Regions from separate parts of the Mus musculus genome. Here region 2 is linked to region 1. Evidence: chromatin loops called from intact Hi-C (ENCODE). Cell type or tissue: gastrocnemius. All regions are shown on one strand. Links, peaks and the distances in the headings refer to the core of each region. The heading gives the core; the rest is flanking DNA.

Evidence for each region. Hi-C counts contacts between places; a loop is a spot of excess contacts. Peaks named below come from ENCODE experiments on the same cell type or tissue, not always from the same donor. Only the 100,000 strongest peaks of a DNase experiment are listed, where the experiment ranks them.
Region 2: it touches region 1 in a loop (2.3-fold over the local background); 7 of 42 quality-filtered maps call a loop at or near these places.

The regions. Positions count from the first base shown.
Region 1 is chr4:101,193,860-101,208,455 of GRCm38, forward strand. It overlaps Jak1 (Janus kinase 1), which reads right to left. Exons shown (of 25, transcript NM_146145.2): 2 at 1-4. Among named protein-coding and RNA genes, the nearest start is that of Gm24468, 14 kb to the left of the region's middle. In gastrocnemius, for the core only: a CTCF peak has its summit at 4,663; DNase peaks (open chromatin) are centred at 4,699 and 6,043; H3K27ac peaks cover 3,720 bases.
Region 2 is chr4:101,283,590-101,299,658 of GRCm38, forward strand. It overlaps Gm12796 (a long non-coding RNA gene), which reads right to left and starts at 12,097. Exons shown (of 2, transcript XR_003955080.1): 1 at 9,496-12,097; 2 at 8,099-8,931. In gastrocnemius, for the core only: no CTCF peak of the experiment used is centred there; DNase peaks (open chromatin) are centred at 8,602, 9,568 and 9,827; H3K4me3 peaks cover 2,083 bases; H3K27ac peaks cover 2,481 bases.

The DNA of each region.
Region 1 (14,596 bases), core at 38-8,037:
TGATCTAGAGACAAAAATAAATCAAATCAGAGGTTATTAGATTTAAAAATAAGAAGGTATTTTCACTAAGGAAACAGCAGAGCCCATACGTGTAGGAAAGTGCATTTAGAAGAAAGGGGCAGGCAATGACTAAGAGAGACACTGGGAAGGCAGAGTCAAGAAAGGAAGGCAGCACTTTTGCTTCCAGGTGTAGAGTGCCCTGTCCTCTGAGCAGCCATCTACGCCTCTCTCCCGATGCCAGGAGTGCCAGTGCAGACACCAAAGGAGCTCATCCCTACAAAGGGTCTTTCCAACAGCAGCTGTCAGTGGATGGACTCAAAGTTGGCTTCTATTTATTAGTTAGAACATTTTTATCAGAATCTGCTTGTAGAAAAGTACAGCTCTGGCCAGCACAAGGCAGGGATGAGCAAGGAAGCAAGAGATGAAAGTGGTTAGCAGCAGTCTCCATCATCTTACATCATCACCACGGGAAACAACATGAACAAAAACCCAAAAGCAAGAGAGTACCACAGGACCTGTTGTGTTCCTCCCACTCATTTGCTGATAGGCTAGAGATAGTAGAAGAATCCTTCCTGCATTGGCTGAGGCTTTAGTAAAAATTATTGATGGTGGGAGCTAGAGAGATGGTTCAGCACTTAAGAACATTTGTTCTTGCAGAGGACCTGCACAGTGCACAGCAGCATCCACATGTGTCACATAACCATCCACAACTCTAGTTCCTGGGGATCTGAAGGTAAACACATGATGCTTAAACATATACTCAAGCAAAATATTCTAGCCACAAAACATAAAATAAGTTTTTAAAAAGTAATAACCAATAGGCCAAGCAGGAAATTTTGTGTGTAAATTTTGATATGACAACTTCTGTTTGGCAACTAGGATACAAGTACCTTCAAAAATACTGAAATAACAAGTCAGTTTTCCTTTACCTTTAAAAAAAATGACAATACAGGACAAGTGCTTGAAGACTACTAGTAGATACACTGTTTCATGTGACACTGGAAAATCACTAAATGATAAGTCTGTGCTTTGTGCAGAACCAGGGCTTCAAAAGCCACAGTTAGAAGTCTTCCATCCACTTTGCATGGCTTTCCATATCGTAAAATGAACTAACTAGGAAAAGAGCAAGTTGGTCCCTGCCCATGTGGAGCTTATCACCTGCAGAACAGTAGAACAAGACAGAGACAGACAGACAGACGGACAGACAGACAGACAGACAGACAGCATACACAGTGTGATACAGCCTGGGGCTCAGGGAAGCAGGAATACAGAACTGAAATGTGATGGTTGGGAAGAGAGTGAGAGAGGAAAGTTGAAAGCACCAGCAGGTGAAGGCAGTCTGAGCAGAAGCATCAGCGTGTGCAAAGGCTGGCAGTGAGAACGCTCGTCTGGGGAAGCCTACATTATTCCTTTTCACACTGGGCATGAGCAAAACTTGCTAAGGGCACAGCTGCATGCCTTTACCAGGCACGGAACTCTGCTTTCAAACACAAAGAAACTTGTTCTAAACCAGGAAAGGCTCATAGACTTAGAGCCCTTTAGAGCAGAAGAGATTTTACTGGTCCCACCAGGCCAAGGTTCCTTCTATGGGGGCTACTGCATAGACACTTTTAGTACTTACTAATCTGCTCCTACAACCAGGATGCCATGACAACCTATAACCATGGCAAACGTGTTTACCATTCTTCAATATCTGCTGCAAACAGCACTATCCAGAAAGCACCATCTGAAACAGCAATACTAGTGTATCTCATCTTCAAGCTGACCTCCAGTGCTGTAGCTCAGATTTGTAAGACAATCTGAACTCTGAGAAACAAGGTTAGCTACAGGATTCTTAGACAGTACACAATTTTACTCTGGCATTTTGCATGCTGAATTAATACAATGAACTCTTAGAGAACTGACATTCTAATAATAAAAAATAAGTCACACAGCATTTAAAAAGCATGCTCAGACCTACACTAAGCAACTCAAGCATAGCACTATGGATCTACTTTCAAGAAAGGATGGCTGCCCCTATTCATGATGACAAGTCATTTTGGTGTTACATTTGTACAATGGCTTCATCCAAGAAACATTTCAAAAATAAGCCAGACTCTGATTTACCTGGTCACTTGTAGAGAAAGCAGAAAAGGAGTAAAATCATTCATTGGCTTCAAAAACCAAGTCAAGTTTCTCACTACAAGAGAACATCTGCTGTGCCAAAAACACGGGCCAGCAGTAATCATAGAATGTCATTTAAAAGACACACTTTACTGAGAACTTCAAATAATTGTCAAGCTTAGAAAATGGAACCAATAAAGATGAGCAACCCATAGTGTCTAGGTGAAAAGCAGTGAGCTTGTCTGCCTATTATACAAGCAAAGATGTAAAAGAAAAATAGCCGTCATTCAGTGGTAGAGAGTTACTTTGTTGGTTTATGCAGGACAGAAATCAGAGACATTCTACAGACTTCTCGATTCTTTATCACCGTCTTATGTATGTGGCAGTATCTCTGATAGTTTCTGACTGATGGACAAGTAAAACAAACAAAACAGTTTTGTGAGTCTAAACACAGCCAACTCAAAACCACTTCCAAACAGGCAAAGTTCCAGCACCTTCTATATGACAATCCACATAGCTCCTGAAGTTTTAATATTTGTATAAGGGATACAGAGACTACTGAATTTTAGATGGAAGGCAAAACAGAAAGTGAACTAGACAGTTCTAATGCTCCAGAACGCTATCATCAAGTGTACCCGAGCCAAAGGCCAATGCCAGCTTTGTCTAGCAAAAAGACTGAGTCATAACTAAATCAAGGATAAAAATCTAAACAAAACACTGCATGTCCTAGGTGATTTCCACTGCAGAGACTATCTTTCCAGGTGCCATGGTAGATGCCTTTTAACCCCAGCACTTGGGAGGCAGATGCCTCTTTGAGTTAGAGTCCAGTCTGTTGTAAATACTGACTTTCAAAAAGATAAGATCTAACCTACAGTGAGTTATTTTAAGGAATCAAAAACCTTTCTAAAGCAGAAAATAGCAATACAATGTTGACAAATTCAGAGAAAATGAAAAAATACATATATATAATTTCGAATACTCCAGGCTGGGAGCCTGCTGGGAAGAACGCAGAATAAACAGAATCCTGGTCCCACACTGAGGAATAGTCTGCTGAAGGTTAAGTACAAAGGCTGGAGTTCTAGTGACCTGAATGACTTGAATCTGGCTTCCCTGGCAAGTTACTTAACATCCTCAATATTCACAGTACAAGTGAAGAGATAAAAATAGGATTTATTTCACAGGACCGGCAGGAGCTAAATATCACAAAACAGAATTCAACTCTCAGGAAACCTTTGATTTTGACCATAATTTCTGTTCATCTGATTATGGTTATGGATACAGTTCTGGTCAAGGAGGAGCCCCAATATGCACAAAGTGACTTCACAAATTATGACAGAGTAAACCACTGGAACTTCAATCTGTAGGAAGTCTGAGCTATGTTGGGCTAATCAGTATGAGGGACAGCAGTCCTAATGTGCAGCTCCGGACTCAAGGACCTTGCCCTTTCCTTCAGTCGCCACCACCCTGTCTTCTCTGGCTGTTTAGTAGTTTTCAATCTAGCATCCACCTCGGACACTGATGTCATTGCAAGTCTTCTAAAGGTACTGTCAAAAAGAACCCATCAAGCTGGGTGTGCTGGCACAGGCCTATAATCTAGCACCCAGGAGGCTTGGAGGCTCACAAATTCCAGACTAGCATAGGCTACAAAGTAAGTTTGAGGTTAACCTGTTCTGTACAGCAAGGCCCTGTAGCAAACAAACGGGAGCTGCAAAGTCATTAACTGCCCCACCCTGACTATGCTCCAGCCCACCCCTCCAGCATGGCAGCCACCCTAGAGGAATAGCAGTGTTCTGCTTCCTCAACACAGGCCTACCTTGCCTGGACATGGAACTTTCTTAAGGTCTTCACACACACAGGCCAGGAAAACCATCTGCTGTCTTCCAGTTGCACGACCAGTGCCTCCTACCCACAGCATTACAGAAAGACTTTCTCTGTCTCTCCCGAGACCCCAGCACTTCGTTTCGAGATGGGTAACATTCTGCTGAGAGCTCAGCAAGAAACCGTAAAGCTGCTGGATTCTAGCCAAGAGAATGACATAATATAAATACAAAACTTGCATTTTTCCCTGTCAACGAGTCAGAATTATAGCTTTTCTCTATGCCATTCCTGTCACACAGAATCACTTACTTCTAACTATAGCAGCGATTCCAGGAATACCACACAACAGTAAATGCTGCTTCATTTACAATAAACTTCTAGGGATGAGCAAATGATCAATGCCAAGTCAATGGGTCGGCTCTGCCTTGTTCCCAAAGAACCTGCTTTAGTCAAAGAGGAGGTCTCTGACAGAGCAAACAGTACTTTGTTTAATTAAAGTCAGTAAGTGTCTTCCTAAAAGCCACACTGCATCAAGATGCTGGGCAGCTCCATTTTGCTTTACTTTCCCTCTTTTAAACTAATTAGCATTAATGTATCTATAATGTTATTAAAGAGGCCATGATAAGATTTAGAGAAGCCATCTCCACAGTTCTCCTCGAGGTCAAAACTATGGTGGCAGAAGTGGATAAGCAGAAAGGGGAAGCAGGGCCAGGCTTGGCAGCACAGCCTGTCATCCCAGCACTTAGGAAGAGGGGGCAGAATAACCATGAGGTTGAAGGCAGCCAGAACTCCAAGGCAAGTGCCAAGCCTGGATTACATAATGAGGCCATGTCTCTAAATGGTGCTGGGGGAGGGGTGGAAGGGAGACGATGGACAGATACCTGGTCTCACTCAGCACTTCCTAGACACTTATCTAAAGTACTTGAAGCATCTGTCCCATAACAATAAAGCCTAGCATTTATTTACACATTCTGTCCCTAGTAGAGGCTTTCAAATCTTTGACAATATTGAGGATTCACAGTTCCTTCAACACATGAAAAGGCCTGGCTTACGACATTCCAGGGATCAACTGCCAGTAAGTAGCACACCTCCTTGTCCAATGCCTTGCTGGATTCCTCCTGGAAAAGATGCAGGCTGCAAGAGATCCAAAGACAAACAGGGAACACAGCATGTTCACCAAAGCCTTGAGGCTTACTTCCAGCTATTAAAACAAACAGGAGCCTCACTATCTGGAGGAACACTTAGTAGGATGCCAAGAACTGGCAGTAGGGAGTGTGTCGTCAAGAAGGCACAGTGTAAGGCTTGGGCTTGGATGTCACCTGGGAGAGGAGCAGCTCCCAGCCTGGAAACATCAAAACTGAGAAGGGGAGATAGGTGTACAACTGTTCTGGAAAAGAGCGGGAAGAAAAGAAAGGACGCCCAGCATGGCATCAGCCTGGACCAGGAAGATGGGGAAGGAGCACATAGGAAAAAACTGGAAGGAGTGGATATTACGGAAAAACAGGGAAGGCTGCAAAAAACTCTGCGCCAGCCTGTCCCGGAGAGACAAATGGCCAGGTCTTGCCTAGTTTTGAGCAAACCTTCTAGGATCTCAAGACTCAAGTTCTGCAAGGTGAAAAAGTACTGGATGGGCTCTAGGGCTCCCTACCAATGGAAGTATCTTCTGCATAAGCGCGAGGAGCTCCGTTCAGATTTCCAGCACCCATGGAACAGCACGGTAGTGCCCAGCTTCCAGGCAAGCACAGGAGAAGGGCAGAGAGGAACCCATGGTGCTCACTGCACAGCCTAGGGAAAATGATGCCTGAAGTTGGCCTCTGGACTACACACACATGTACATGTGCAAACAAATGTGCAAGTCCATACACAGGGGAGAGGGCAAAGCAAATATGGGAAAGTATATTGTGCCACAAGTTGACAAATTTTTACTAATGTTATTTCAACAATGTCATGAAAACAAGGTCACAGAACCTTGCTTGCCGTCAAAGCCCTTGGCTTTGCCTGAAGGAAACCACACTTTGACCACTTGGCATTCTCAGGTACAAACCTGTCACTTCTTAGTAGGTAGGGGGAGAATGAGAGTGAGGGGACGGCCCCCACTGCTGGCACCACAACCATGGCTCATCAACACCACCAGCTGGGCACTCTGCTTCCTGCATGGTTCCCTGAACACTCAGTACCCAGAAGGGAAGACTACCTCAGCCCTGCAGCCTTGTGGAAGACCACCTAGGAGACCCCGCAAGCAATTCAGACAGATGAGGAGCTGGGAAAGTCCCCAGCACATCTACTGCGATCTAACATAAGTTGGCTGCTGCCTCAAAATAAGATTTAAATAAGAAAGTCAGAGAAAATGGAAGAAAAAAATTTCCCTCCAGGGACCCCAGCATTTCTCAGTCAAGAAATTATGATCAATATTTATGGTTACACTTCTTTCTTCTTCCAGGCTGGAGATCAAACCCAGGGTTCCACCCAGTCAAAGCAAACACATCCACCACACACACACACACACACACACACACACACACACACACACACACACACACAGGTCTTAAACTAACTGCAGTCACAGCTCTGAGCAGATGGCACTGGTGCCATACAGAGCACCTCAAGGCTCCAGCCTACTGCAGCAGCCGGTAGAGCTGAGACCACCCTTCTCTTCCCTACTCCATACCCATTTCCTTCAGCACAGCTGCAAGTTCACTCTTTATATCTGCAGTGAGACTGCAATCCAAAAATGCAAAAAGGAAAAAGAGTCTAACCCTCACTGGGTGCCATTCACTAGTTTCAATGCTACCCTATTTTCTTCCATCTAATATTCTTTTAAAATGCTGAAGACTGAAAATAGATTTCACATTCCACTAAGGAACAAGGATCTACAGTTTGAAAATCACTAGTATAAAATACTCAACAAAATTACAAAGAGTAAATTTTTCCCTATTCCCATCTTTATTTAATATGTGCATCTGCCCAGCTGAGTATAAAACAGCAAGCCACACTTCCTCTGGAGCTCACCTAATTGTTCTTCACCCACACTAGGAAGCTAAAGACACTGCAACATAACTTTCTGGGTAGGGCCTGAACACAAGAGAACTCCGTCTTCACTAGTGTCCCCTCCTAGATAGTTACCTTCTAGGGTCAACCATGGTTCCCCAGAGCGCTAGAAACTACATCTCAAGGCTGGAGACCCATTTGAAGTTCTGCCAATTGCCCCTATCCTTACCTGTGGTGTATTTCCACATATGGTCACACTTCCCAGTGAGTCTTGACAGAACTTGACAAGCTCAAACTCTATGTTATTTACCTTGCATCTGGTCAAAAATTTGACCATACTTCAACCATCTTTCCACTGGAAAAGGGAGAGCAGTCTAGTGTGTGGCTGTCAACAGGAACTATGGGTGAGTTGTGAGTTCTGGGTGGCAAGTGGTATAATTAGAAGTCATTAATTATTTCTTAACTAGAAAAGGTACCCAGAGGCATCTGTCCTGAGGTAAAATTAACTTAATGAGACACTTTGAGATCTTGTGGTGAGGTTCCACATAGGTCTACAGCATGCCTACATCTATCACTCTGGTCAAAAACCTTGGTCTATCTAACAGATAACCCTTCAATTGACTGGCTATTCCATTTACTTTTTCTGCTTTTTGGTTGAGGGTGAAGGACAAGGCAGGAAAATGATACAAACCCCAGCCACAGTGTGTCTGGTCTGTATTTTCTATGGAATCAAAGTATAAAAAGAGGACGAGGATGGATGGTTTGAAGAAAACATTATGGTAGGGTATAAATGCCTAACTGGGTTAATATAGCTAGAGAAATACCTCACTGACTCCTGCACCTCTTTAAATAACACAAACGCAGAGTCATCAGGTAAAGTCTGCATGCAGCTTAGTGGGAAGAACAGAACACAGTAAAATAGTCATCAAAGCCACACCTCCTAATGAGGCACAGTGACTGATTGCCAAATGTACAACACACCTGACCAAGACCAAAGAGAATGCTGTCAGTGAGCACAGAAGGTGCTAACAGTCAAACCCAAAAATTCTGAGGGGAACCAACATGGGGAATTTGGTCAGGACAAGAAGAACCTTAACACCTTGGTTCAAGCAGCTTTTAATTTTCTGCAAATGAATTTTCTCTTGCAATAAGGATAATCCTAAGTGTTTAGTTTATTTTTTAATTCTGTAGAAGATAAATACAGATGATAGATAGGTAAGTGATAGACAGATAACAGATATATATGGCAGACAGATATGTCTGGCAAAATACCTGGCCCATGGAAAGAATGCAATGCTCTGACCACTGCAAAGGAAGTGGATAGAACATGAATGGAGCCTTTAGGGATGGGAAGACACAAGAAATGTGAGAATACAAGCTGATTATGGGAAATACTCTAAACAAGAAAACTAGGAAGAGAACAAGAAGACAGAATGGCAAAGCATAAAACCCTGACTGAGGCTGAACAGAAGTATACAGAGATCAGACAAAACTAAGGGAGAAGTCTGGCCCAGGTTCCAGAGGAGCCCAAGTGCCCACTAAGGAATTGGCCTTTTTCCTACAGATCCATCTCCTGAGAACATGCAACCCCCTTCAGCACAAGCAAATCCTGTATGCATACACGTGCTGTGTGAGGGCAGGGACTCAGAAGGTAGCAGGGAAAGTACATGCACAGGATTCTTGAAGACTGATGAAAATGGCATGCGTCCTTCCAAGCATCACTTCACTAACAGATGCACATCCGTTGCACTACCATGCTGAGAGCTCCCCTACCCCACAACCCCCACCCAACCCTGGCACCAGCTCTGGAGTAAATATCCAGAGACAACAAAAGTGAGCTCAGCAAATAACCTCAAATATCATTTGTATATTTCACTCACAATGTGCACATGCACGCACGCACGCACGCACGCACGCACGCATGCAGGCACACACAAAACATTTGGTTGGATAAAATAAAATGAGACGCTAGAGGTTTTCTGTGAGTCAAGTGTAAATGTGAATGAGTCAGAACTTTCCCACAGCTTTGGTCCTGACTGAAGGGCAGGGTTGGGGCTTCACTGACAGACAGTCTAAGACAGCATTCCACAGCTGGTGACTCAACCTCCACTGATCCTGCAGCCCAGATATGCATGCTCGGGAGGCTGCTCCTAGGAGTAAGTGAATTACTTTTACCACACATTCTCCTAACACAGAGTCAGAAGTCAGAGGACAGGACATCTACTACTCAGTAGTGCGGCTCACCCAGACCTAACCTTCCTACCCAGAATTCAATGCTCTGATAACAAACAGACATGCAATCTTTTCAGATCTCTGAATATGGCTGTGTGTACAAAACTTATGTTGAGTGAAATTGTATCTGCCTTTGTTGGCTCAGAATCCCTCTCAGACCTTCTCAGGTCTTCACCTTGGGATCTGACCAATTTCACTTGAGCAGAACTGGGGAGAGTGAAGTTGCAACTAATGGGGCTCTAGCTGCCATTCCGACCCTGTCGTTCTGTTCCAGGAGTATGTAACAGGTTTCATCACCTATCAGGGTCTCTGATGAGTGCCCAGCCAGGTATGATGACTTCTGAAACCTCACTGAAGCAGTGTTCCACATAATCCAGCTGTGGACAGATTGGCAAGTGTGTGCTACAAACCCAGGCCCCTAAATAAAATCAGAACTTCCATGATGCCACCAAAATAAATTCCAATAAAGGCACGTCTACTTCTGAGCATTTCTCTAAGAGAATACCAAAGAGCAACATCAGCTCAACTGTTTGTGTCCACAGACAAATGCAAAAATCAATAAATGCAGCCAGATGCATTATATATAGCATTATTGAGTACTGAGCATAGGGCCTCAGAAGTACTAGACAAGTACTCTACCACTGAGCTACATCATCAGCCCTCCCTCCCCTTAAACAAGTTTCTATCTTGAGACAGGATTTCACTAAGAGGCCAGGCTCTGAAGAGGCAGAAACGGTAAATGTCTGTCAGCAGATAACCAGGAGATGGGTGGATACACAGTATGACATGCTGCAAAATAATAAAATTCAGGTAATATGGTACAAAATCATGGGAGTCTAAGAGAAATAAGTCTAATATTAGACTTATTTAAACTCTTTAAATTAATTATTTAGAGTAGTCAAATTCAGAGCTAAGTTTTGGGGCACCCATAGGATTTGGACAATGGGGAATAAAGGTTGACCATTTTATGATGAAGTAAGTCTAGAAGGATTACATGGCTTAATGCCAATGACTTACACACATCATGTACAACATACAGTGTTTAGATTGATAATTTTATGCTCATTTTGGTACACACAAAAACACTAGAGGAATATGGTCCCCCACTGATATGGAAACCTATTCCAGAAAGACCAGTTCTTTGAGTAGACATGATGCATCCCCTGGGTTCACCTTAATATGATATACCATAACAAAACAAAAGAAAAAAGTTGTCTAGGTATAGTGACTCATGCCTGTAACCCCATCCTAGGAGGCTGAAGTAAGTGCATCATGAGTTTCAGGCCAGCTTTTCGCATGAATGGATGAAGAAAGGAGTAAGGCATGATGGGGGCCAGAAAGTCTCATGGTTTAGAATCACAGAAGTGCAGCCTAATTGTGGCTTTTCATTCACAGGTTATGTCAACTTGGACACAAACCCTAAGTCTCCAAGCCTCTTTTGTCTATAAACTAAAAACATTATCTTGTTTCTCCATGTTGGCTGTATTATAAAGCCATTGGTAGGAAAAAGAGGACTGTATGGTGACCCTAACTGACACTTCTTGTAAAAGTTATTTAGGGCAACCACTTTTGTTCTAATCTGCACACCTGACTTGGAGCAAAGATCTTGCCCAGAACTATCCCATAGATGATCACGGTTCAAAATCTCATCTGTGCTTTCTTCATGGAGCATCCCGGTTTCCCAGGAAAGCTCCTTGAGAGCACAGACAAGATCACTTTTACTTTACCACCTGCAAACACAGTTCACTGGTCCCATGTCCTGAACCCTTGAGGTATGTATTTGTTCAACATTTACTGAAATGATTTTACATGGCAGGCACTAAACTAGATAAAAAAGGAGTAAGAAAAATAAAGCCTTTCATATGGAAACACTTTTTAAAGGTTGGTGTAATTAGTAAATCAGAGGCAGAAAATGTCATAGCTATTGGTGACATTAGTGACTAATTCATTCTACCTACTCATATTACAAATGAGGACACAGACCATAAAAAAGTAAAATATCAAGCTTAATTTACATGAAATGACTTAACCAAAGAATCATCCCAAGCCACATTTGCTGGAACTCTTCACAATTCAATGCAGTGGTGTTTGTCCTAGGGCACAGTGCAGAGAGAGAGAGAGAGAGAGACAGAGAGACAGAGAGACAGAGAGACAGAGAGACAGAGAGACAGAGAGACAGACAGAGACAGAGAGACAGAAAGAGAGGAGGGAGAGAATCAATAGTAAAATAAATAAATATAAATAAATAAAAACTAATGGAGGAGCTAGAGAAAGCACCCAAGGAGCTAAAGGGATCTGCAACCCTATAGGTGGAACAACATTATGAACTAACCAGTACCCCGGAGCTCTTGACTCTAGCTGCATATGTATCAAAAGATGGCCTAGTCGGCCATCACTGGAAAGAGAGGCCCATTGGACACACAAACTGTATATGCCCCAGTACAGGGGAACGCCAGGGCCAAAAAAATGGGAATGGGTGGGTAGGGAAGGGAGGGTATGGGGGACTTTTGGGATAGCATTGGAAATGTAATTGAGGAAAATATGTAATAAAAAATATTAAAAAAAACTAATGAGTTAAACAGAGTTAAATAATTCTTAACAGCAAGAGTCACAAGCATTTGACATCACATGGATGTGAGTATTCAACTTCTGCCAAATTCTTTCTCAAGAGCCCTCTTTTCTAAAGATGGGGAAATGACACAAGAGTATCATTCTTTAACATAAACTGGCCTCAAATTTTCAACCCTCCTGCCTCAGCCTCAGCTTCCTGAGTGCTAGGACCACAGGTATGTACCACAATGCTAGGGACCTCTTCTTTGATGGAATGGGTAGTTGAAAGAGTCTATCAGATGGTCTCTGTACCCTCTTGCATTTAAATTCCTAAAGTTCATCAGAGAGGGTCTTATCTCCTGGGTACATGACAAAGCACAGATTTCAGAGATGACATCCATCATCTCTTTCCTCCCCCCTAACCTGTACTTGTTCACATAACACATCCTAAAATGATACAGACAGAGGCAGGAGTTCAAATCTAATACTTCAATACTATCAGAGCAGACTTCAAAAGCAGGCAAAATGGAAGTTTTTGTATTGTTACTTCTCGTAAATGTTCTAGAATTAAATGCCTAGGGAAGGTGACATTTATCTGTTACTCAGTAGTCCAACTCCTTAGGACAAATCTTTGAAGTTATGCTGAGAGCAGGGGGGGCATAAAGGCAGAAGCACAAGGAAAGAGACACTAAGTGCCCAGGGAATGAGGACCTTCCAGGAGCCCCTCCCAAATGATCTCAGCTTCCATTAGCATAGATTTTAGTTTTCTCCTTTGGCCTACTTGATTTTCCTGTCTCTACCCCAATCTCTCTACATGTCTTGTCTTTTCACCATGGGATTGGCTGAGTTATATGACACACTGGCAGTGAGCCACAGCGTCTTCCCAGAACAGAGCCCACTTTTCAGGAAACCCTGCCTGGTTTCCAGAGCCAGAGGATGGCAGAGAGGGGAAGAGCTGAGTGGGGAAATGGCAAGTTCTAACAGCATTTAGGGATTTGGGAGCCTTAGCATGTATCTATTCATAAAAACATGCTACCAACTCTATGCAATCCATAACTAATACACATATATCTTGCAAATATATTTATCTTCATATACATTTTCTTGAATACAACAATCTTGCTCACAGTGACAAAGGTCACAGATCCTTCTGCATTGTATTTACTCACACTGAAACACCATCCCATTGGAAACACACAGCACTGTATAGTATGACACTGTTACAGTTCTCAACCTTCCCAGTCCCCATCCACATTCCTCGGTGTTGAACAAAGTCCATACTGAAAACGTCTGCTAGTTATCAAACCTACAACTCTCACACAATATCACAAAACAGATTCAGGAGAAATTTCAAGTGGAAAAATCATTTCTACACACAGCCTTCCTATGTTTGTGGATATAATTTAGCAAGAAACAACTGTTATAATTTGAAGGGGAGAAAAGTCAGGTTCTGGTGTCTCCAGTTCAGTCAAGTGTTCAAGTGGGAGCCTCCTCTCTTCCCAGTCCCAGACACTGTTGGCCTAAGGCTCAGACTTGCACCTTCACCTTCTCTCTGTCTTCACTGAAAACCAAAGCCATCATATCCAGCTTGATGATGCAAAAACTACTTCTCTCAACACTCTGATCTCAAACATCCAACTACCTTTTCAACATCTCAGCTTAGCGTTCACACCAACACCACTTCTCTCCTTAACAGCAGTCACCGTCTCAGACGCCAGTGTTCACCACATTGTTTGAACAAACTCCCAGCTGTGTCTTGACACAGCTATGGCATCACATCCCATGTATGAACTGTTATTAATTTTATCAGTATTAGCTTCAAATGTATCCCACAGTCAACAATTCTCACCGCTACAGAAACTAAGTATCCTCACTCAGTCTCCAGTCTCAGTAGAAGCACCAAAATGGCAGGAGCCGTGACGGTTGGATTTGTTGTAACTGCTGTGTCTGGCACAGTCTTGACAAATATGAATGAACACTCAATAAACAGCACACGGGAAAGACTGTGTGAATGCTGACTCAGAATAGACAACAGAAAATGTTGGTCCTGAACCCAGATCTCTGCTTCCACTGTGCATGCTGCCCCTGACTTTGAAAGAGAGGGGTATAGGCTGCTCCTTTCTTTCATTCTGTGCTTGTGGTTTCCTTTACCACCCTGGCAAGTAGACAAATTCAAACGCTTTCTTCTGTTAAGTCTTCTGCTCTGGCCAAGAGGAAATGCTGCAAAGGAGTGGGACATCCATGGGACAAGGACCTCAGCCTCCCCAGTAACCTTTACAACCAGGTTTGTTTGGGGAAATTTTTCTTTTCAAAAGCAATCTGATTCTTAGGTTTATTTATTTATATTTTACATGTGTATTTGTCCGCATCAGATTCTGCATCAAGTGTGTGTCTGGTGCGTGAGGAAATCAGAAGAAGGTGTTTTATCTTCTGGAGCTGGAATTACAGATGGTTGTAGGACTCCAAGTCAGTGCTGGGGATCAAACTTGGGTTGTCTGCAAGAACTGCAAATGCTCTTAACTTTTGAGCCACATCTCCAGCTCCAGGGAAAATCTTATTTTAAAGAAAGAGAGGTTGGAAGACTGAAGAGACAGTTCAATAGTTAAGCACACTTGCTGTGTAAGCATGAGTGCCAGGCTTCAGGTTCTAGCATACACATAAGCAGGCCATCCTGCATATGCGTATAACCCCAGCTCCAAGGAAGTCAGAGACAGAAAGATTTCTGGGGCTTGCTTGCTTCCAGCTTATCCCAGAAAAATCTAAGCCCCAGGTTCAGGGAGAAATCCTGCTTCAATAAAACAGGCAGAAAGTGACAAAAGGGGATATCTGACTCTCTTTTCTGGTCTCCACAAATGTACACATAAACACAGACACAGAGAGATAAGTGAATCTTGGGGGTAGGGAG
Region 2 (16,069 bases), core at 5,152-13,151, 95 kb after region 1:
GGTTTCTCAGATTCTTTTACACATCTTAGAGCTGTCTTTTATACACAGACTCTGGCCAGTGGATATGATCCCCATCCTAGACTGTGAGGGAATACAACATGGCCCACGTTTCTATCTGTTTGCAGCCATTGGTGGATGCGTGGGTAGACAAAATGATCTATACAAGGCAGGGAGCAACACAACCACTTGGGGGAACTGAGTCCTAGAACTCACATTGCTAGGTGAGGCAACCTTTGTTCTCCAGACTTGCCTAAGCTTGAACCTGAACAGACAGATTAAGGACATGACGGTCACAGAACTGTTAGCTTGTCAAGGGTGGTTAAGAAGCCTTCATAAACTTTCCAGGGAAATGCATGGTTAGTGCTGATATCAGGCGTAACCAACCTAGGATAAAGCACCTTGTTAACCAGGGAGCCTAGGAAAGATGATCCATTTGAGTTTCCCTTGCAGCTCACAAGGTTAACAGGTCCACCAGTGAGGAACAAGTCTTTTCAGGCCTGATCTGCTCCCTGCAGGGTGGTAGCCCTGCTCCCTGTGGTTGTGTTCACGGAAGCCAGTGATGTAAGATCTAAAGATAGAACGCAGCTACGGAGATAGGTCATCTGGAGGCAGCCCTTCAGAAGAGCTGTAGAGCATTCTAGAATGCAAGGGAGCAGGGATGGAAGTGAAGATCTTGACTTGGTAAGAAACATCAATCCCTGACTTATTCTTTTTACTAGAGGTAACTGAAGATGGTAATGTTTATTAGTTGATGGCTTGCTTGTGCTTTCCGCTGTTTTGAAGTAAGGTACTAGCTTTGTTTCCCATGAACCCATGGGCTCCCCCAAAAAGTAGATGTTTTCTCAACTCCATATCAGATGCTTTCACATAAATATCCCAAACCACCCATGTCAGAAGGGTTTCCACCATGGACACCGCCAATCTTGACACTGAGGTTTCTCACACCATCCCTTCTCAGGCAGGCTAGTAAACATCTGTTAGCATGCTACTGATTTTACAGTGGAAGATCCAAAACATAACAGTTTGGTCATGTAAATGACGAGTCAAGAAAAAGTGTACACAGACAGTAAAGCAAGGTTTAGCACATCTTTGCCTTAATCCTTCCTGCCACTGTGGGAGCGTGGTCCCTGCCTGGTTCTAGGAATTTTATGTGTAGATAACTGTAAAGTCTGTTACGGGCTGTCAGGGGCTGCTGAAAGGACAGGCACAAAATCGTCTGGTGTACTCTAAAGTAACCAGTGTCTACAGATGTTGCTGAAGCTTAGAAAAATAGAACGTGCTGGAGGCCAGAGGCCACAGGTGAGCTGTGCAGTAAAACTCCACAGGCCTGGGAAGAGAGAGTTTCTTTGGGAAGCTGGCAGTCACTCTGAGCCTCCACACATAGGTTCCTGCCTCACCTAGGTTCACAGTCATCTAATCAGCCAACCATGGACTAAAACTTCCGAGACCATCAACCAAAACAAACACTTCTTAAGGGAAGAAAGGCTTCATAGGAAACCAGCTCTGCCAAGACTGTGTTTATCCAGAAGAGTAAGAAAATAAATTTCTGTTACTTAAGCTGCCCAGGTTTAAACAATACAACAAAGGCTTAAATAAACCCAAACCAACAAAACCAGCAAGACTCCTGTCTCTCCATCTCAGCAGACCGGGTGTCCGGGTTGTGGGGTTGTAGTTGGGTTTAACACTTAGCCACATTTACGGTGAACTTAATCACCCTACGAGAAAAAGCAGGATTTTAAAAATGTCCAGGACTTTTCTCACCTAGTACCTTGCCCTGACTATCTTCATGGCTTTCTGGATTTTCCCATAGACAAAGGTGCTTCAAAAATAGTAACAAATAAAAAAATGGTAGGCCTTGGGAAGCTTAGGTTAGGAGGCAGTACTTTGTGATTTGTTTTGTTTTTATTGGCTATTCTGTTTATTTATATTTCAAATGTTACCTCCCTTCCTGGTTTCCCCTCCAAAAACCTCCCATTCCACCCCCTCCCACCTCCATAAGGGTACTCCCCCACCCACCTATCCATTCCTGTCCCACAGCCCAATCATTCCCCTATGCTGGGGTATCAAGCCTTCACAGGACCTAGGACTTCCCTCCCATTGATGCCAGACAAAGCAGTACTTTGTTATGACTGCCCTAGGAGAGCAATACAGAATCTGCCGCCTAGTGACATATTGGTGGCATATTTTATTTCACGCATTGCAGTTTATAGTCCCAGAAATAGTTCTGTTCCATGCCTTTTCGTATTTTCAACTCTTGGTAAGATATCCTATTAGTTTTTATAATTCCCTTGATTCCTTTAGGCTTTTTCCAGGTTTTCTTTTAAACCCTTGATTCCCTCTCCCTCTCCCTCTCCCTCTCCCTCTCCCTCTCCCTCTCCCTCTCCCTTTTCCTCTCTCTCTCTCTCTCTCTCCACCTTCCCTCCTTCCCTCCCCCTCTCTCTGTGTCTGTCTGTCTGTCTGTCTCTCTGTGTGTTTTCCTTTCTTTCTGATGGGTGACTTTTGAGCCAGGGTTGTCCAGTGTAGCTCAGGCAGGCCTTGGACTCGCCTCCTACAGCCACTCAAAGGTCCCCAACTCCAGAACATTCTGCAGAAGCTGTACTGTACAGGGTTGGAGAGTGAGCTCAGAGTTTGGGAGTGAGCACCACTCTAGCACAGCCCCAGTCCAGTTCCTTTCCCAGCATCCTGTAATGCCAGCTCCATGGGATCCAGTGCATCTGGCCTCTACAGGTACCTTCACACACACACACACACACACACACACACACACACACACACACACACATATACCACCCCCCACAGGCACATAATGACAAAACAAAATAAAATCTTCGGGGTGCTGGTGACATCTGCCTTTAATCCTAGCACTCAGGAAGCAGAGGCAGGGGAGGATCTCTGAGTTCAAGGCCAGCCTGGTCTAGACAGCTGGAGCTACAAAGAGAAGACCTGTCTGGAAAAAAACAAAAAAGTAAAAATAATAAAACAAAAAATAAAAATAAGTAATTAAAATAACTAAAAAAAAAAAAAACGGTTATTGCTTAGATCATGTTCCTGTCAAGTAAATCCAATGTCTTTGAGGACAATCTCTGCCCATTTATTTTGTCCCTTTGAGCCATGCCTTCCTGATTCCTCATGGTTTGCAGGTTGCTGTCCTCAGGTGTTTCCTCGTGTGTGTGGATGTCTCCGCACCACACTCCCTCTCGGGATTGTTCTAATGAGGACAACAGTCATGTAGGATTAGGCACCCCGCTGCAACCATTCTAACTTATAATTTTAATTAAATTAATTTAATTGCCAGGGACAATAAAGCTTACTTTCAGCAAGGCTATCAACACGATATTGAAAGTTCTAGTCAGAGCAACTGTTGAAACAGAAATAATAAAAAGCACCCAAATTGGAAAGAAAAATCAGCACTATTTTTATGTTATTAAAATCAATAATCCACACACGAGCCGCTGGTGCTCACAGGTATTTCAGGAATATTGCAGGTTTCAAGATGAACAAAGATACATCAGTTGTTTCTATACCTTAGAATCCAAGAAATGTATACTTAGTACTTAAAGATCAATAAGGAAAAAGAAATCTATATTTCAGTGGCATAAAAAAAATACAAAATACCAAAACGTGTATTTCACCAAGGAGGTGAAATATTACATACCAAAACCTGTGCATTCTTGCGAACAAGGCTTAGGGATAAACAGAGGCAGTGTGCATTCACTGACTGGAAGACACACAGCAATCCTTATCAAACTGCCAGTAATGGGGAAAGTCTATTTTCCAATCCAGATGTGATTGAAGGAGGTTTGGAATTGTCAAAACAAACTTGGGGTGGGTGTGGGGGAAACAACGTTAAAGGACTTATTACCCCTGGTTTCGAACTAACTCTGAAGCTAGACTTATCAAACAGTGAAATACTGGCATAATTAGACTTATCAAACAGTGAAATACTAGCATAAGGATGGACGGATGTGCAGGTCAATGAAATTGAACTGAGAGTCAAAACAGAACTCATTTTTTATAAGAGTCACGGGGAGAACGTATATCTCTTCCACAGATCTTATCGGCACAACTAAATTTCACAAGCAAAGACTAAAACTGGGAGATACTTGCTTCCCAGTCCGATGACCTGAATCGAACCTTCAGAACCCACATGGTGGAAGGGAAGAACTGGCTTCAGCAGGCTGCCTTCTGCTTTCCACACATGCGTCCCCACCCCCAATAAATAAACAGGTGTAATTCAAGAAAAATGTTAACTGTTACTTTTAAAAATGAGGTTAGACCTCCCCCTCATCCCATACGCAAAAATTAATTCAAAATGAATCAACATTCTAAATGTTAAATCCGTTAGGAGAAATAATCAGACAAACAAACAAACAAACAAAACCACCACAAGATTCTCACCTCTCTATCTTTGCAGGCTAGTCTGTTTGGGGGCTCTCTTTAACACTTGGCCAGACTTACATTGGACTTAGTAATCAGCCTGTGAGAAAAACTTTGGGTTTTAATTTTTCCAGGACTTTTCTTACCTAGTACCTTGCCCTGGCCATATGCATAGCTTTTTAGATTTCCCCAAAGACAAAGGTGTTTTAAAATAGTAATAAATAAATAAATAAATAAATAAATATAGAGTAAATCTTGGAAAACATAGCTTGGTAACACACTCCATTCTTGTTCGTTGTTTTTAGCTCCTATGTCTTCTCATATCTGTGTTTGTGTGTTCAGTATAAGCATAGGTGAGAGTGTGGATACAGGCCCATGTGCAGCGCCCAGAAGAGGCTATTGGGTGCCTGATCTACTAACTGTCTGCCTTATTCCTTTGAGGCCCGGTCTCTCACTGCGCCTGCAGCTATTATTGTTCAGCTAGGCCGATGGCTGGCAAGTCCCAGCGATCGTCCTGGAAACCAATCACGGGCAGGGGTTATAAGAGTGGTCAGAACCATGCCAGGCTTTTTCTGTAAGCTTTGTGAGTTTGGAAGCAGGTCCGCACGCTTGTGTGGCAAGGGCTTTGTCTCACGAGCCCCTTTTCAGACTCTTGACAATGCATTCGTGCATGTGACACCAGAGCACAGAATAAAAAACTGAACCTCAGAAAATTAAAAACTTTTGTTCTTCAAACAACATTATTAATAAAGCTTAAAACATAGAAAATGGGAGAAATCATACATCTGCTAAGGGTCAAATATCTAAAATAGATGAGTGTCACCGTGAAAATATCCCAGACACACAGCCCTCGCTCTCTTCTTTCCATTCCTAAAATACATGAAAATGTAGGTCACGCTGTAGCCACAGTATCGATACACTAACTTTCCCCAAATGAAGTCCAGTTCCTTCAAGAACGGTGGCAACATCGAAGACTCTGGCCACACTCTGAGCCTGATGGATTGCACATAAGGGGTCCTAGAAGAACACTAGTTAAACTGAGAGCTTCAGAAGCAATCTGCAGTGGAGACTACAGCACTACCCTAGTGCTGGTTTACATTCTGGTGCTGGGTTCATGTGTGGGCTTTGTGTCGTGGTCAGGAAGGAAACTTGGGGCTCTGGCACTCAGTCTCCATGCTGGAATAATAGGCCTAATAGTCCAGCCCTGCCTACCCTCAGGAACAATTGCAGTGGGATTGAAGGGTGACAGTGTACACACTGCAAGTGCTCCCTGATTCCCAAGTGCTAAACAAACAAGACGCGTGTGCCTGCTTCAGCCTTGACTCTACAGAAGCAACTACCGCTCTGCTAGGACCCTCTCTATTCTAGGCTGTTGATAGACACTTCACTCTTTTGGTGCAGGAGGGGTAGAATAGGAGAAACCAAACCTGTGGGTGCTAGCCATTTCTGACAAGATCATCTATTCAAACCATCTAAGCAATTACAGATAAAGCTAAATACCATTTGCAACCTGCTGCAGAGATTGGGAGTGATGGATTGGTAAACTGAGAAGAGGCAAGAGGTCTGTGCTCCAAACTCCCATTTGCGATAAGGGAGCTATGTCTGCCAGGCTCGCTGAGAGGGAGAGGTGAATGTGATCTGTAATCTATCTTATTTAGTGTTGTTGGCTCCCCTATCACCCCTTCAAACAAGCAGACACTATCGATGGGCTGTAAGTGGAACTGCAAACGTGGTTTAAGAGAATATTGACAGTCTACATCAATGAAGCTTTCCCAAGTGAGAGACAGTTACATATTTTAAAACCTAGTGTTCTCTGTGCTTATTTCTTTGCTAAAGAGGAAGGCAATCCATTAGTGATGAGAAGACACATGAAAAGGATAAAAGGATAATATACATGATTGCAGCAGCCAGATGAGTTCCCTTTGTGTGTGTGTGTGTGTTATAGAACAATTGGTTGCATTTGAGGAGTCTTACACATTAGAAAATATAACATGCTATCTTTCATTTATTAAAAAAAAAAAAAAGTATGTACCAGCCAGAAAGATGGCTCCCTGGGTAAAAGTGCTTGCAACCAAGGCTGATGATCTGAACTCCATCCCCGGAACTCAAATAATAGGAGAGAACTGGCTCCCTTAAGTTGTCCTTTAACTTTCCCATGCATAGAGTCATGGTCTCATACATGCTCACATGCACACACATACAAACACATGGACAAACATACATACACACACAAAACACATACAAACACACAAACAAACAAACATACACACACAAAACACATACATACAAGTAAATAAATAAATATATAAGATTTCATTTTTAAAACTTAAAAAAAATGAATAGAGGCTGGAAATGGTTCAGCCGTTAACAGTGTGCACTGCCCTTCCAGTGACCCAAGTTTGACTCCCGGTACGTTCACTGGATGGCTCTAGAGGGGATCTAAGACTTCTAGACTCCAAGAGCACCCGAAATCTCAAACACAAAACAATTCATTTGTTAGTTTGTTTTTCAAGACATGGTTTCCTCTGTGTAGCCCTGGCTGTCCTAGAACTCACTCAGTAGACCAGGCTGGCCTCGAACTCTGAGACTTCGTTTGCCTCTACCTCTCAAATAATTAAATAAGTTTTTAAAGGTAGGGGGAAAGACATTTACAAATGTGATATACACTGTATACTGTCTAAGTGTTATGGGCGTGGTGGCTGGTGCCAGTGAAATCGATTGATTCTCTGTAGTTCTCAAAACTCCTGGGAAATGTCCTTTTAAAATTTCCCTCTCCTCTCTGCAAGGACGTTATGGGGTCCACTGAAGTCAAAGATAAGTGATGAAATCCAGCTTCACTATCATCTTTGAATTACTCTTTTTAGTTGCTATGTGAATAAAATGTAAATTTTATTCTGGGGCTGGGATTGAACCCAAGACCCCATACACAAAGCTCTAACATTCAGCTACACTTGCAGCCCAAACTTATCTTTTCTTTTCCTTTCTTTTCTTTTCTCTTTCGCTTCTCTTCTTCCCTTCCCTTCTCTTCTTTCTTTCTTTCTTTCTTTCTCTCCTCCTCCTTTCTCTCCCTCCTTTCTTCTTCAGCATAACAAACTCTATCTTTTTCTTGAGTCCCTGCCCTCTTTCCTAGTTTATTCTCAGTACAAGAAGTTACATAAGACAACACGCCATTCCCCAAGTCAATGAACACATACCAGGCACCTAGGGCACTGTGTTTCTTCACCAGAATGCCCACTGTGCCCTCCTCATTCTTCTGTATTGTTCCCTGAAACCTGCCGATCTGGAAACAAGTCTTTTCTTAATCTCAGGACCTGGCGGCACAGGGCTTTAACATTAGTGAGACCACTGACAACAACGTTTATTGATTTCTCTGCTGTGGTGCACTTTGTCTCCTGGAATATTTGTTGTGTGATACTTAGAGATACTTAGTGAGTATACGGTATGGAAAATCTGGGCAAACTGGTGGAAATAGGAGCAAAAAGCAATAAAGCAGGACAGGCCTGGGGGGAGGGCAATGCTTATCAACCCTCAATTAATACACCCTGTAGGAAATTTATCTATGTAAATAGTTGAGAATGCCTTCTAAGATCGAGCTGCAAGGCTGAACACCAAAGTCCTATTTAAACATCATCATTCAATATACAACCTTACGTTCTTCGATGGGGCATTGGTTAAGTAAATGCAAAATGCATAGTAATCATTAACATATGCATGGAACATATTTTTTAAAGTAATATTTAAACAAGAAAATGTTAGTAAATGTTTTGGTTCTTGTGAGTTCATGTAGTACGGTTATTAATCATGCTGTTAGTGGGTCTGAGTGCTGCCATTTCAATTTTTTTTTTCATTCAGGTTTTGAAAAAAATTACCTGACTTTTTAAAGACTAGTCATTTTATGATTAAAAAAAGATTATCCAAACAGCTGGGATAATTTTCAAGGTTTTATGATTAAAACAAAGAAATCCTCCCATTAGCCTATTTTGCTTTCCTGATAAATGTTTCTCCAAAGTTCCGTGTGCACCCTGAAACTGCTACAGGAGGGCGCCTCAGAGGGAGCGTGCTGTGCTCAGCTCAATTTACTGGACTTTGCACAGCTGGAACCAGCTGCTCTGGGCTGTAGCAGTTCCTGGAGTTTGCAGGAGGCGCAGACAGGCCAGCTCGGAGCTCCGCAGCCCCACGCTGTGTCCCCGAGGCCCGCGCTGGCAAGCGGCCTGCGCGTTGACTCCACTTCCTCTGCTCGCTTTCCCGGAGATGCCCGCCCACGCCACCGCCGCCCTGCCGCTGAGAAGTCACGCTCCAGCCTCCGAGCTGCTCGGAAGCTGCCGCGAGGGAAGGCAGTGGCGCGTGGACCCGCGAACTGACCAGAATAGCCCTAGAATGGGACCAAGAGACGGCTGTAGCTGTCGTTTAGTGAGATGACACCGGGCTTACGTTGAATTTTCTGTGGACTGAATTCGATCTTCCGCCTGCAAGAGCCAGCGTCGATCGAGGCTACTTCAGGTCTCCGCCGGGTGTCACTATCAGGAAACCCAGGCCCAGATGTTTCTGAGAGCTCTGCCAAAAGGAGGGCGAAGTAAGCCCCTAGATGGGCAAACTCGTAATTTCAACTCCCACTTCTCTCCTTTCCCCATCTCTCTCCGCTCTCCTTTCTCCTCTGTCTCTCAGTTTCACTGTGCACCCCAGGCTGGCCTGTGTCTATCTCGCTGCAATCCTCCCTCCTCAGCCTACTGCTGGGATAACTGGCAACTAGTTCAATTGGTGCCTCTGTTTCCCCAAATCTTACTGAAAATAGTGACCAGATCTGTGGAATGCTATCCAGCTCTTCCAACAAATACCATGATACCACCCTAAGGGCCCCAAAAGCACACACACAGCCACCGGAAACAGAACTTAGTTTCGGGTCTGGGCCAACGCCCTATACACTTGCATCTCAGCCACCCGTCCCATATCTAGCCTGTCCCCGGACTTCGAAGAGAGGCTAATAACAGTATGCATGTCTCAGGATCTACGGCCGGAGGAGCGCCCAGGAACCCGCGGGCGTATGTCAGCGAGCCTGCACCGGGCGCTGGGCAGCCCTGGGTCCTGGGCCAGGCCAGCTTTGGCGGCGGGGAGGCGGACCTTTTGATCCCCTCCGCAGAAGGTCCCCGGTTCGGCTGCACCCCGCTGAAGCCGCTGGGAAGCTAGATGTAAAGAGTTAGCGCGGTGGCCGCCTCCCCCACTTCCTGCGGGGTCCCCCGCCGCGGCCCCATTGCACAATCCCTGCCGTGCAATCGCCCCGTGACTCGCACCCAGCCTGAAATGGTTCCCAGGTTTCCAAGCCTAGCAAAGAACCGCGGCGTCCCCGCCCCGACCTCAGGCGCACTCCAAGCCGTATTTCTTCGGGTGACTGGGCCGCACTTTAACGTCTAGAATGCACTTGTCAAAGAAGGGCAAGTTCACGCAGCAGCCACCAGCTCCAGGCTGGCGCCGGGTGGCTACAGCTGACTTGGCCCTTCTCCGTGGTATACCTTCAAGCAGCACGTTTTGGGGGTGGGGGAGAAACAGGCATGTGCCATAGAGGAAGGAGGGGGAAGCTGTATTGCAGATCTTCAGGAATCCGCCCTGACACCGACGGTGGACCCAGGAAGCGTGGAGGCAGCATACAGAAGACTGTGTCAGTAGTCCACGCCATTATCTTAGAGACAGGAAACCTAGAAATTAAATGGTGTGCCTGAAGTCACCTAGCTAATGTAGACTGCAGGCAATGTCTGGGTTGTAGTTGTAAGGACGAGGTGGGGGATGGTTTCCTTTTAAGAAAATAGTGCGCCTTCCTTAGCAATCACTGCAACTCCTGACTCCACATTACAAAAGGAAGCAATAAGTCTAGCCCCTAAAAGGGCTAAATTTGGCAGTGTCCCGGGAAGGTATCAGCTACTCATTTCAGTTATTTTCACCAGTTGAGAGCACTCGAAATATCGCACAAAATACCTAATGAAAAAGAGAGGGACCACGAACGTTTCTCCAAGATCAGATCTAAAATGCCAAGTTCCCAATAACATTACTTTGATGATTAAACTGTTCAGTGTTCTGCCGATGTGCCAGCTGGTTTCGGAAGTGAATTGTCAAGTGAATTGCTCTATGCTGGACTGGATCATTTAGGCTTGGAATAGATTTGCTGCTCATCTTTCAGAATATTCAGTCTGAAAATATACGGGACAAGGACAGACTTACAGGCTCGCGTGTTGTCTTTGGCATTTCTAGGGTGACCATGTATAACAAATGTTTAATTTGGGCACCAGATGCCAAACAAATAGATGTGAGGATCAAAGGAACCCAAATTAAAAGTGGTAATCATGGGCTGGAGAGATGGCTTAGCAGTTAAGAGCACTGACTGTTCGTCCAGAGGTCATGTTTTCAATTCCTAGCATCCACATAGGGGCTCACAACCCTCTGTAATGGGACCCAATGCCCTCTTCTGGGGTGTCTGAAGAGAGTGACAGGGTTGTCATATCATAAAATAAATCATTTTTCAAAAGTGGGAATCATGAATGAAGTGATTCTTTTATGGGTTGTAAAAAACTTTCTACAATGATGGTTATAACTCAGTTGTGATAATGTAACCCAAACGAAAACTCTTGGCTGTGAAGGAATTATGTGATGGCATCTCACAACTGCCTTAACTGGAGCTCCCAGGGATCTGTCATCCTTGCTGATATCTGAATGCACCTAGGCACACTCCCCACATACATAAATAAATAAGTAAATATGAAAATAATTTATAAAGTTGATCAAGGTGGCGCACGCCTATTATTCCAGCACTGGGCAAGCAGAGGCAGGCGGATTTTGAGTTTATCAGCCTGGGCTACATAGCAAGTTCCAGGTCAGCGTGGGGTATACATAGCAAGACCCCATCCAAAAATAAATAGTAAAATAACATAAAATTTATAAAGTAATAATTAGATACTATTTGTCGGTACAAGATATAAAACTGAATCAGTGACTCTGAAGAGACTAGACCTAGATTCAGACACGTGTAAATAAGGCCTGAAGAATCTTTATTTAAGGAAGGGCCTGTCAGCAAGTAGTGCTGGAGTAGTATAACTTTAAATATTTTCATGTTCTTAAATGAGTATAAACGATGAAGAATTAGGAACAGGAATACACTAAAGCTCAGACATGTATTCATCAGGAAATTTCACGTGGTGCTTGTCATTAAAGGAGATGGATAGAAGACTAACACAGTTTCTTTGGGGAAGAAGAAACTCAAATTATCATCAAACCTATGAAGAGATCGTCAAATTTGTAAGCAAGGATGGAAATCCAAAGTGCAACCTCCCCAGGACATTTCTGCACACCTAACAGACAATTCCAAGTGAGGAGGAGTGTTGTGTGACAATAGAAACTCTTGCACACTGCTAGTGAGCATGTGACTTTGTGCAAGCACACTGAAACACAGCTTGAGGTTGCAGCATGGAGTTGTTGCCTAGCATGCACAAGGCCTTGGGTTAAATATCCAGTACCAGCAAAAATGAGAAGAGGAGAAGGGAGAGGAGGGAGAGGAAAGGAAAAGCATACAGACTAATTTCTATAGCACCATTGTCCATAATAATAAAAAGAATTGAAAGCAATCCAAGTATCTGCCTAGAGTAGAATATGAAATGTGTCTTCCCAAGAGGGGAGGTTACAGAACATGAAAGTAATGGGCTAACATCTGCATGCATTAGTGTCCATGAAAAAAAAAAAAAAACAGTGCTGGAAGATGCGAGTCGGAAGAAATGTTATGTGTTAGTTCATACCGGGAAGAAATGTTATGAGTTGGTTTTATAATAAAGTCCAAAATGGGCAAAACCATTTTTTGGCAGTGGGATACGGACAGGTGATGGTTATCCTATGAAGGAGTGATTATTCTAAGCTTTGGGACATTGATCACTAAAAGGTGTTGGAATCCCCCACCACCTTCAGTAACTCAGCAAGGGACCAGAGTTTGCACAGGACATACCAAAACTAAGTTTCAGCACAGAGGAGAGGTATTTGCCCCAGAGGGACAAAGGGCAGGGATGGGGGAGGGCAAAACCTGCCAGAGCTGTGTTTGCCATGCTCAGGCCTCCTAGAACCCTCCAGTTACCTTGCTGGGGGACGGAGGGGACCAGTTGAGGTCTCTGAAATGACTTGTTGTGACTTGGAGGATGCTTTAGGAAGAGGCTAGACGATGCTCATGTTCATTTTAACTCTTTAATATATATATATTTATGCCTTATATATTCTTCTATGAAAAACTTAATTATATTTATTTCTTTTGGGGGGCGGTGTTGGAGAACAACTTGTCAGTGCCGGTTCTCTCCTTCTACCATGTCGGTCCTTGAAGTCAAACTTGGCAACAAAGCACCTTTACTCACTGAGCCATTTTACCAGCCCCAGTATGATTAATTTTGTTAAAGTCACAGTTGGCTAAAAATAAACAAATAATAACTTCCTCTGGAAGTTTTGCTCTTAGAAGCTGGAGGTTTCTTTCTTAACCAAACCAAGCAAATTACAATTATTGTGTAAATTTACCAATAAATACGATTGGTGAACTCTCTCCAATGGGCAGCAGCCGCATTCATGTTAAGATATTCCATAATTAAGTCTATTTCACCAACCTTTATGACCACACCATCATAAAAAGTGAGTAGTAGATATTTTTTTTCTAGCAAGAGAGATCTTATATCTTCCCAAACTTTGATACAACAACAAAACTATCCTGTTGCACGTGACATAGATCGAATGTTATTTGGTAAAATAAACTCCTATTTGGTAACTGATTATCAGTCCACTAAGCACTTCAAGTGGTTCCCTGAATCATGAACTTGGCTTTCCCATCTCTGCAGTCTAGAACGTTTGCACAACAAGCTGCATTAGAAGTTTTTCAGTGTGTTTTTCTCTTTGGAGTCTCAATAAATGCAGCTTAAGTACACAACATAAGGCAGACCAATATATATGTGTTGTTAACAAAGAGTTCCTCATCAGATGTCCTTTCACGTGCTTGCTTTAGCAAAACATCCTCTTTCCTGTGTCTGCTTCGGCAAAACGTCCCTCCACGCTTCTGCCTTAGTCTTTCACCTGTATCCCCTTCAGCTAATCGTTCCTTCACATATTTGCCCCAACAAAACACCATCCAACCAACTTTCCAAAGAACCCATAAGTTTCCACTTCACGTTGGCCAACTGTTTATAAGCCCTTGAACTTAAACATACTGTCAACAATCACATCCACACCAGAAGGCTTTGCCACCGTTTGAGCTTCAGCCCAGGGGAAAGCTGACATGGTTCTCACCAGGTTGACCGCATGCCCTCATTCAAGGCCTCTTCCACTCCCCACAGACACTCGTTATATTAGCTAAAACCGTGCACTCACCCAATTATACTTTATGCACAAAGAGTTCGATCTTTGTAATGTAAATTGATCAGAAATGACTAAAGTATAGTGCACCCAATTTAATCCACTAAGTAATATTTTGTCTCTGCCCCTAAAGAGAGCCATCCAAAAATGATTAAAGTTTCTGAAAAGAAAAAATATTGGACATTATTTTTTAAATGGACATTTCTTCTTTGCCTAGTAACGTTAGAGAACCATTATTTTGAAACAAAGGAACAAAAATGGGTGGCCGAAGTTCCAAGTGAGTAGACTTAATAGCTATGCTTGCTGCTATGCTTGCTGGGAGCTAGCTGATCCTGGAAACTTTCATAAGCCTGTGGAGGACAGCCTTAAGGGAAGATACAATGGGATCCACTGTGGTGAATGAAAATAGAGAAAATCACTGTGAGCAAGTCTGGCATCAGGAAGGACCCAAGATAGGAGTGAGGCTTGGTCCTAGGAAGAACGCAGCTCAGCGTGGTACTGGGCACTCTGCCTCTTGTCTCCCCTCTGTATTTCTGCCAGCTCAGAGGGTCTCCATTAAAGAGCATTGTCATTCATATTTCTGGACCCCCGATGGATCAGTCGCCGAGTCATCCCAGGGATGGCTACTTGGTGAGATGCTGAGCCTTGCTCTAGTCCCGTCTCTAAGTTTCCAGGGAGAGGCTGTGCTTATGATTATGGCAACCCCAGTTTGGTGACAACTAGTCCTGTAAACCCAGGATAGCGGAGAATGTTAAGGAGAACGTACATCTTCTCTCATCAAGAAGAGAAGCTGGGCAAAGCCACAGAAAAGCCTCTGCCTCTTCTAGCAATGCTGAGTGGAAGCATTGGACTAGAAACAGACTCATATACAAGTACTATGAGATTCAACCCAAGGTGTTGGTTCAGTTATTAGAGTGCTTGCTTGTCATCCTCCTGCCTCAGTTTTCCAGCCTTGGGTCACCATGCTTTAAAATAGAAATGTGGGTCTGAAGAGCTGGTTCAGTTGTGAAGAGGTGGCTCAGTGGTTCCAGAGGTTGGATTCCCAGCACTCACACAGCAGCTCACAGTTGTCTGTGTCTGCAGATCTGGGGAATTCTGACTTCTGTGGGCACTGGGCACATGGTGTGCATGCACACATGTGGGCAAGCCATCCATCCGTACAGAATAAACTAAACAAAAGTAGAATTCATGTCTGAGAGGACATTCAGGAAGCTGTTAAAGTGGTTTCCTCTGGGGAAGGAAGTGGCATTAGTGGAAAGGGGCGGGCGGGGCGGGGGGGGGGCTCAAGTGATGCTGCATTTTACACGTTCACACCCTTTAAAGGGAAAATGAAAACAAAGTACATCGTTTAACATTGCATTACAGATACAGATACATCTCCAGTTAGACTGGAAACATATGCTGAGCCTCAGGTTAGAATAGCACGCCGTGCCACTCTGCTGGGGAAGTTTACGTTCAACAGCTAACACCTGCTGGGCTTCGGGCACTGGATGAAGAGCCACGTTTACTAATTCCTTCAACACATACAAGGCCCCAGACACTGGGTGCTATAGTTCTTGAATCTCACTGACCAGGGAACCGAGGCCCAGAGAGGATGTTAACATCACCCTACAGCTAAGTGGCAGAGTTCAGATCCTGGCTCCAGGGATCTGCTTTTTGTTTTTTTTGTTTTGTTTGTTTGTTTGTTTGTTTGTTTTTAAAGTCAGTGGTTTTTTTTTTTTTTTTTTTTTTTTTTTTTTTTGTAACCTAGGTTGGCCTTGAACTTGGTGTCAGTGAAGATGGCCTTGAATGCCCTATCTTCCTGCCTCGACCTCCTAAGTGCTGGAATGACAGATGTGTGCCATAATGCCCAGTTCCCCCGTCTCTGCTCCAATCACTTGTACTAAACTATACCGGTACAAAAGCATTCTGTTCTTCACTCACCCCCAGGTCATGGCTGTCCCTTGTGTAGTCTATGAGAAAGTTGTTACTCATCTCTCAGAGGGCTTGGAGATCTCAGAGGACTTGGAGATCTTGTTTTCAAGTCCACATATCCACCAGACTTTTGAGTTCAACCAGGCAATGAGTCTCTAGTTTATTCTCATTATACCTCCAGTAATAAGTGGTTAATTTTAAGTGCTATGTAGTGATTTAAAGTGTCTTCACATGGTTTGGGGTTTTTTTGTTTTGTTTTGTTTTTGACATAGTTAAATTCTCCTATCTTGGAGTGTTCACTGAATTTGGTGATTTTTAAAAATATTTTTATTTTATATACATCTGTTTTGCCTGCGTGTATGTATGTGTGAGGATCTCAGGTTGCCTGGAACCGGTGTTACAGATGGTTGTGAGCTGCCAT